Linked DNA regions of Homo sapiens: region 1 is linked to region 2. Evidence: chromatin contacts called from ENCODE Hi-C or POLR2A ChIA-PET data. All regions are on one chromosome and are shown on one strand. The core of a region is the stretch at or near the end of the contact, and the rest is flanking DNA. Distances in the headings are between cores, read along the strand shown. Region 1 holds the start of CYB5R2 (cytochrome b5 reductase 2). Region 2 holds the start of EIF3F (eukaryotic translation initiation factor 3 subunit F).

Region 1 (3,993 bases), core at 152-2,651, 310 kb before region 2:
CAGGCCTGGGAAATCCCATTTCATAGACTGAGGCTCAGAGAGATTGAAGGACTTCCCTTAAGTTCCCCAGCAAGGAGCCTTCCATGAGATTTTAGGCCTTTTGGCTCTAGGTTCAGTTCTTTTCAATGCTCACTGAGGTACCACTCTCGTGTCAGCCCAATTGGAATAATGAAGAAAAGAAATTTTCTGTCCCACATCCATCCCCCTATCTATCTCCCTGAGCTCACAGGCTCAGGAGGAGCAAGAGGGCATCTTCCACACCTCAGGACGTGGGAAACCTGTGTTTCTGTTAAGAGAGGAGGGCCTAGCCCCCAGAGGCCCCAGTCCTGGTGATGACCCAAGCCCGGCTCACCTACAGGAAGCCCTAAGACATGGTCCGGCGAAGGCAGTCCAAAGCGGAACCTCCGGGTGTTGTGGCTGATTTTCTGATAAAACAAAACATAGGCAGGTTCTGTCAGCTTTCTAGAAGCCTTGCTGGGCAGCTGAGATGCCTGGGAAAGGAGGTCCGTTTGGCGCTATTCCAGCACACACACACACACACACAGGGCGGCGGGGAGTGAACTGGAGGCCATGAGATGACTGTCTGGATGCCCTGCCATCCCAGCCATCATCCACTTACTGCCTTCCACCCACAGGGCTGACCCATTACCTCTTTCTCAATCAAGGGCAGCGGGTACTTGGCTTCAGGGTCCTGTAAGGTGATTGGCTCTCTCCTCCTGGAGTTCATGCTCTTCAGGACCAACACGAGCACAGTGACCCCAGTGACGGTGATGGTCAGGAGCAGGGACGGGTCCTGGCAGACACAATGTGAACAGAGCACCTCAGGTCTTGCCCGCCCTGGACAGGGCAGCTCTCAGGCGCAGAACACCCTCCCCACACCAAAGGCACAGGAGCTGAGCTCTGCCTGCAGGAAATAGGCAAAGAGAACAGTAGTGACACAGAAGGCGGCTGGGAGAGCCTGTCGTGGACCAGAGGGTAGGGAGGGGTCAGCTGCAGGTCACACAGGAAGGATGTTTCAGGCCCCTGGAGCAGGCAGCACACATGGCCTGGGGTGCTCAGGTCACTAGGCCCCTCCTGGCTACAGCCAAAGGTTCATACACTGGAAGTCCCTTCCTTGAGGTGAAGGGGGAGGACATCACCCCTAACACACAATCCGGAATGAGGGGCCCAGTCCCTAAAGACAGAACTAGGGTGCGTAGCTCTAAGAGGTGCCCCGTGACTTAGGGCCTGGGGACTCCCCAACAGTCTCCTGGACAGGGCGAAGGGGGCCTGGGCACTCAACTGCCAGAGACTCGGGAGCCTCCCCGCATCTGTCCCTACCCTACAAGGCCGCCCTGCTCCTCTCCCAACTCAAGCCCGACAGGGAAAGTTGCCTCTCCTCCCGCCGGGTCACTGGAGTCTCAGCCTTCCGGAATCCGAGCCGGCCCGCCCCACTCCCCGCCCTTCGCGGTCCCGCCCACGACCTCTCCCCACGCCTCCCGCTCCGGCCCCCAACCTCCCGGTCGGACGTTCGTTCCCGGCTCTAGCCGGCCTCCGCGCCTCTGGCCTCTTTCCTTCCGGCCGTCCCGACGGAGATATTTCTTCAATACTCCATAAATACACCCCGCCGCGGAACCCACCCGGAGTGAGACGCCCAACACGTCGTCGAACTGGGGTTGGCCGGGGGCCGCTCCCCGCCGCGGGCCCGCAGACTCGTGGCGTCGCCCCGCAGCTCCGCCTGGCCGACGGGGAACCGGCCGAGACCCGGACACGCACGCCCGGGAGGACAAAAGCGCGGGCGGACCCCGCAGGCTGGGACCCCGGCGGCTGGCCCGCTCCCCGAGAAGGGCCGTGGTCGGGGGGCTCTCACTCACGAGCCGCTGGCTCTGGGTCAGCCCTGCCCCCAGGGCAGCGCTCCATCATGAGGCTGGCGGGGCGCTGAGCCGTGGCGTCCTCGCTCCTGCGCTGCCCCTCTGCATCCTGGCCCCTTCCCTGCACACGCAGAGCTGCCACACTGAGCGCCCCTCAGCTTACTTAAGCTCGGCAAGGCTGGAGAAGGCCGTCTGGGTGACCGGGCGGAGGGGGATGCTGGGGAAGGAAGAATTCAGGCAGCTGCAAAGAGCGCGCGAATATATTCATTCGACATACCTCATGGGCGCCTACCCTGGGCCTGGTCCGGGGCGGGTGTTTGCGGGGTGGGGCCGAAGCAGGGGCGTCGCCGAGTTGAAGACGTGTACTCCGAGCGCTCCTGCGTTCATTCATTCGCTGGGTGGAGAGAGGAAGGACAAGAGCCCCGCGCCGATCGGAGGGGAGCAGAATAGTAGGCACAGTTAGAGGGTCTTCACGGTGCGTTTCGGAACCTTGGCTGCCCGGCTCGCCCTTGATTACAGGCAAAGGCAAATTCTTGCCTCAGGACCTGTGTGAAACAGAGAAGCCCAGAAGCAGATCCCCACCTGTTTGACTCTGCTAGGGCTGCTGTAACAAAGTGCCGCAGACTGAGCGGCTTAAACAACAAAAATTTATTGTCTCGCAGGTCTGGGGGCTGGAAGTCCAAAATCAAGGTGTGGGCAGAGTGGGTTCCTTCTGAGGGCTGTGAGGGAAGGATCTGTTCCATGCCTCTCCTAGGTTTGTAGGAGAGGGGCTAGGAGAAGGGGCATCTTCTTCCTATGTCTCCACATTTTCATCCCTCTGTGTGTGTCCCTGTGTCCAAATTTCCCCTTTTATGAAGACACCAGTCATATTCAATTAGGGTCCATCCTAATGACCTTGTTTTAACTTGATTACCTATGTAAAGGCTCTACCTTCAAATAAGGTCATATCCTTAGGTACTGGGGCTTAGGGCTTCAACATAAGAATCAGGGTGAAAACAATAACCCATAACACTTTACCAACCCTTCTCCCCAAGACACACACCACCACAGGCTCAAAAATTCTTGCTGTGTGAATGAATAAACAAACTTAATTTTCTCTCTTTGACTTAATCAAATGCCTTTACTTTTGATTTACCTGCAGGTGCTTGGTTATTATAGGCAGATATTTTAATTTTTGACAATGCGATAAGTGTAAAATGATGTATCAGGAATCCAATTTGCATTACCTAATAACTGCTAATAAGTTTGAGCACCTTTCATATATTTATTTCCCATGGAGTTTCCTTTTCAGAAAAAAAAAAATGCCTGCTCATAAATTTTGCTCATTTTTCTGTTGTCTTTTTCTTACTGATTTTTAGGGGTTTTATATGTTTTAGATATCCCTTCTTTGCCAGTTACATGAATTAGTAATGTTTTCTCGTAATTTGTAACTTATTCTTTCTTTTTTCTTTCTTTCTTTTCTGTCCCACCTTTTTGTGGTGTAGTCTGATGAATAGAAATTTGAATTGCAGTATAACCAAATATACCAATCTTCAATTTTTTTGCCGTTATGGTTAGTGATTTTTGTGACTTGTCTATTTCTACCCAAGCCCTTAAAGATATTCTATATTTTCCCCAACAAGATTTAAAGATTTTCCTTTCACATTTAAGTTTTTCAACCACTTGGAATTGATTTCTGTGTAGGATGTGAGGCAGGGATACAATTTCATTTTTCCATGTGGCTAATGTGTGTTTTTCAGTAACATTTATTGAATTGCTCACATCTGGCCACTGACCTGCAACTGACCTGCTACCCCTGGCCTATATCAGTTTTCATAGGTGTGTGAGTCTAGCTCCGGCCTCCCATTTCTCTTACATTATCTAGCTGCCCAACCTTGTCGCAATACTACACTGTTTTAGTTACGGTAGTTTACAACAAGTGTTTATGTCTTTCATTCTTATACATTCTTTAGATCTCAGGTCAGATATCACTCCCTTGGAGATGCCTGCTGTGATCCCCCAACTTAAGTACATGTACATATTATAATCTGTTAAGTTTAACTTAAAGCTGCCTCCTTAATGTTTTAGTTTCACCCTAAAAGTTTCTTCGTACATAGTGAACTGTAACCTACTCTTGTATCAATCATGGAAGTTTCAGCCCATT
Region 2 (4,615 bases), core at 1,139-3,638:
GCCAGCATTTGGGATATACACACTCTCATCCTGGCCAGTCAGCCTCCCAGAAAGACCACACCAACCATCTGTACTCTCCTGCTCCTGGGCTATGTTGCTAGAGAAAAACCACAAGAGTTGGCCAGATTCTCGAGCTCTCCAGGCTCAGGGGGTGCTCCCATAATTGATCAATGCCTTCAATAGCTCACTCTCAGACCCTCCTCCAAACACTGTCCATTCCCCCGAGGCTTATCCCTGCCCTTGCATTGCCATTCACAGCAGATCACCTTGCCTCAACTTACCTGAGAAAAATGTCATTTGCAGGAGGTCCTGCAACTTCCCTCTCTCCCCAATTCATCTCTGCTTCTTCATCCATCCCCTTCTCTTTTCTCCCAGAGAGAAATGTCTTTAAGACATCAATATAAAGGCAAAGTTATTGAAGGCAAAGTGTCCACACCAACCCAGATTAACACATAGATAGGAGGTCTCAAAGGTGTGCATGGTCAGTTGGGGGCAGCAACACTTCTTCAACTGGGTTCTGTCCTCTGGCCTTTTTCCCATGAGATGATCTCAATGGACTGACCTTGACTCAGGCAGACCCCTACTAAGCACCCAAAAGGGAGGCCAGGGCCCTGGGCAGTCTCTCCAGCATGCCTCTCAGCCTGTGCAAGACCATCTAGGCTTCTCAGTGTGGGTCCACCTTTTGCCCGTTTCATTAGATATTTTTTCACACTTGTATATTTAATATTTCTCTCTCGTCTATATTCTTATCCTCAGTTTAAAATATACTTGAAACACTGCCATCCTAAATTGGCTGCCTCTCAATCCTGCTGTTTCCCTGGCTATTTCCTTAAATGTCTCCTTTCCTTCCCAGAAAACTTCCTGAAAGAAAAGCTGGCACTTGCTGCTTTCAGTTCAGACTGGCCATTCTCTCACACCAGATTTCTAGTTTCTGTGCCCACCCCACCCTCAGTCCCACTGACGTTGCTCTACTAGGGTTGCTAAAGACTCCAGGTCATCAAATCCAAGAGTTACTTTTCAATCTTCTTCTGTTTGGCTGTTCACCTTTGTTTTGGTGAAAGAAAGAATGCATGTCTACACAGAGCATTTACAGGGGAGCAGCGTCATGTGAATTCTAATAATGGAAGATTTCTCCAAGGAGAAATCAACTCTTGGGCACAGAATCAGGGATAAGAAGTTCAACCTCACCTATCCACTTGCCAGCTGGACACTAGGACTTGACCTAATTAAGGGAGTTGACAGTTTTTTTGGTGTTTTGTTTTGTCTTTACAAGCAGATGTTATCACCCCATTATACCAAGAAGGAAATTGAGGCTCAGAAAAAACTTGTAGATTGCCCCAAGTTACACAGTGGGTTATGGTCAGAGCTCCCTCCATCACATAGTGATAATAGCTATGACTTAATAACTACTGTATATCAGGCATGTGCTAAGAGCTTTACAAGGCAATACCTCATATAATCCTCTCCTAAAGTACAGACTAGTTTATACACCTTATTACAACTCCACTTGAATGTGTAATGGACATCTCAAAGGTGACACATTCAGAAATGAAATCAGGATCTTTTCCCCAAAACCTGCTCTACCTACAGCTTTTGCTATCTCAATTGATGGTGACTTCATCCTACTAATCGCTCAGTACAAAAAAAAAAAAAAAAAATTGCAGTCCTCCTTGACTCCTCTCTTTCACACCTCATATACAATTTCTCAGGAAACCCTATTGAAACTACCTTCAAAATATATCCATAATCTTCCCACTTCTCAGAACTTCTACTGCTACCAGCCTGGTCCCAGCCACCATCATCTCTCACTTAGATTACCTAGTGGCCTCCCAGCAGGTCTCCCTGCTTTTCCCTCTCTCGCCTCCCTCTCCTCACCTCCCCTCACCCTCCAGTCTCTTCTCAAAGCAGCAGGAGAAATCCAGCTAAGTTCTCCTTCTCGCCCATTGCAGCCTCGAGCTTCTGGGCTCAAACGATCCTTCCGCCTCGGTCTCCCGAAGTGCTGAGATTACAGGCGTGAGCCACCGCGCCTGGCCTTAAAATCCTTTTTAAAGGCACTTTGACATCCATTATCTCATTTAAGTCTAAAACACGAATTTCGACCTCCGCGCTGCTTTCTGGTTCCACCTGGCGGCAGCTGCACAAAGTGTTTCTCTTCGAACGCCGTCCCAAGTTTTACCCGGAACTACTTAGCCCAGGGTTTCCTGAGTGCTCCTCGGGCCAAAAGCAGAGCGCACAAATTCCAGAAGAAATTACCAACGGCGGGACTATTTCAGTGCTCCGAGAAGTATCACCAGTAACCAATCAGCAAAAAGCTCTAGCTCACGTGGTGTATATTCAGCCTATCAAGCTCCTGATATTCATGAATGCTGTCATTTCCGCTTCCGCCTCCTTCTTTCTCGACAAGATGGCCACACCGGCGGTACCAGTAAGTGCTCCTCCGGCCACGCCAACCCCAGTCCCGGCGGCGGCCCCAGCCTCAGTTCCAGCGCCAACGCCAGCACCGGCTGCGGCTCCGGTTCCCGCTGCGGCTCCAGCCTCATCCTCAGACCCTGCGGCAGCAGCGGCTGCAACTGCGGCTCCTGGCCAGACCCCGGCCTCAGCGCAAGCTCCAGCGCAGACCCCAGCGCCCGCTCTGCCTGGTCCTGCTCTTCCAGGGCCCTTCCCCGGCGGCCGCGTGGTCAGGCTGCACCCAGTCATTTTGGCCTCCATTGTGGACAGCTACGAGAGACGCAACGAGGGTGCTGCCCGAGTTATCGGGACCCTGTTGGGTGAGTGGTCAGAGAAAGTTAACATTCTTTTCTTCCTCCCACTTCTCATTTATCTCACTCCCCTAACTCATTAATTCTTTAATTCCTGGTGTCCTACCGTCCTTTCCTCCCATCCCCAATGACCTCTTAATCTATATCTGCATCCTACCTTTTGCTGTGACTTATCTTCTCAAGCACTTGCATCTCTCCTCTCTCTCCTGCCGGATTGCTGTCACTTTAAGCGACATAAAATACACAAGGAGTAGTTGTGTCATTTACTGAATATTTTATGCCAGTGGTTTACATTTATGCCAGTGGTTTACATTTTACATAAACAGCAGTTTATGGCAAGTATGATGGGCTGCATCTACCAAAAATGAGTTCACACGCCGAGTGGGAAGTCAGGAACCCTTGACTCCCTATACCAGTGACCACATATTTCTCCCTTATCCACTGACTAAATGTCATCGTTTTCCAGGTATTGACAAAGTTTTCTAACCAGTTGTCAAAGGAGTGGGGACGTTTGTAAAAAAACATTCCTCCCAACAAGTAAACCGGTTTGGTTGGAACCCGCTTGGGATTTTATAGTGTTCTGCTGTCCTAAACGTCTGAGCCTGATCTGTGTCCCTCAGTGTCCCCTAATATTAGTACCTAATGTGAGAAACCCTGTTCCCCCATTTTGCATTTGGACGCAAACAGTTGTATTATCTGTTTATATTTCTGCCCTTAACCTTCAGGTCGAAAAATGACCCATTCTCTGCCTGTGTTCCAAATTTGGGGAATAGATATTTTATGTTAAAGTAGTTTGTAAAATGGAAAAGCACTAAAGAGGGATTGTTGATAATAAATTCCTTTCTGGAGACTATGCTGGTCCCATGAAATTCGTTTCCATTCCATCTTAGTGCCAGATTTTAAATAGCTTTGTGAATCCACTTTATTTACAAGCATTCTTTCTCTTTCATACTCTTGAACATCTACTAGTTCTTACACCATAGAAGACAGTTGGTATATTGCAAAGCAGACAAGATTTGTAAGCAGACCTCACAAAACATTTGCCATGTGACTTGGGGCAGATTACCTAAAATCTGTTCTGTCAGGAGCTACTTTAGACTTAGTCTTTGTGAGAGCTAAATTAAAAACTTCTGACTATGCTGGCACACATTAGGTACAGCTGTTAGTTGCCATTCACATCAGGCCTGGACCACCCCAATGCATACAGACACACATTTTCTCTCCTTTATCTATCTTTGACGGTATAGCATTTTACAGAAACTTAAATTCATATCTTCTGAACATTGCTTGTCTTTTCTCAGACCAAGCTTTTGCGTTCTCTTTGCCACAAGTGCTTTTCCTGCTGTCCTTCATTTGTTTAAGCTCTACCTACCTTCCACGTTCCCAGCAACAGCATTAAGTGCCGGTCCTCCATCCCATACCCGGACCCTCACTCCATTCTTAACCTTCCACAGCATGATGGTGTTCTGTAACTGTGCCCTGCTCTGAGCTTCTGTAATAAATTATTTTTGCATCACTGACTTGACACTCAGCAAATACTTACTCTTTTGGCTGCACTTTCTAATTTTCCAAGCTCGCTAAAGCTATTTAAAGAAACTAATTCATTACCCATGATTTATGCTTTAGCGCCCCAAATATTCCAGTGATCCAGTCAGACCAGGTATAATCTAATCTACATCCTCAGATCCTCTTCCAGACTGGAATCATGGTACAGTGCTATAGGTGTTATAGAGGCAATACTTACAGAAGAATAAAGAATAGATTCTGCTTGCTATGAACTTATTTCCTTAGATATACACAAAACATTTCATTTGTCTAAATGAAGTCATTGGTGCTTTTTTTGTACCATAAAACTG

What was found. A loop is a pair of places that touch in the nucleus more often than their neighbours do. ChIA-PET counts read pairs that join two places held with the same protein, here RNA polymerase II (POLR2A). Pooled maps may share reads with other maps.
Region 1: a loop to region 2 is called in a map of ascending aorta, with 5 times the contacts of the local background. The contact joins the promoter of CYB5R2 here to the promoter of EIF3F in region 2. A Hi-C loop is called at or near these places in 2 of 168 maps with a recorded cell type or tissue (ascending aorta and endothelial cell of umbilical vein), 4 of 37 single-sample maps with no recorded cell type and 13 of 50 pooled maps. POLR2A ChIA-PET finds 5 or more read pairs at or near these places in 1 of 52 experiments (WTC11).

Annotation. Positions count from the first base shown.
Region 1 is chr11:7,672,099-7,676,091 of GRCh38, forward strand. It overlaps CYB5R2 (cytochrome b5 reductase 2), which reads right to left and starts at 1,402. Exons shown (of 9, transcript NM_016229.5): 1 at 1,321-1,402; 2 at 650-793; 3 at 353-425. The coding sequence starts at 727. RefSeq lists enhancers at 1,015-1,064, 1,085-1,184 and a silencer at 1,705-1,914.
Region 2 is chr11:7,984,949-7,989,563 of GRCh38, forward strand. EIF3F (eukaryotic translation initiation factor 3 subunit F) reads left to right here and starts at 2,389. Exons shown (of 8, transcript NM_003754.3): 1 at 2,389-2,768. The coding sequence starts at 2,405. RefSeq lists enhancers at 2,024-2,203, 2,087-2,626, 2,627-3,165, 2,634-2,683.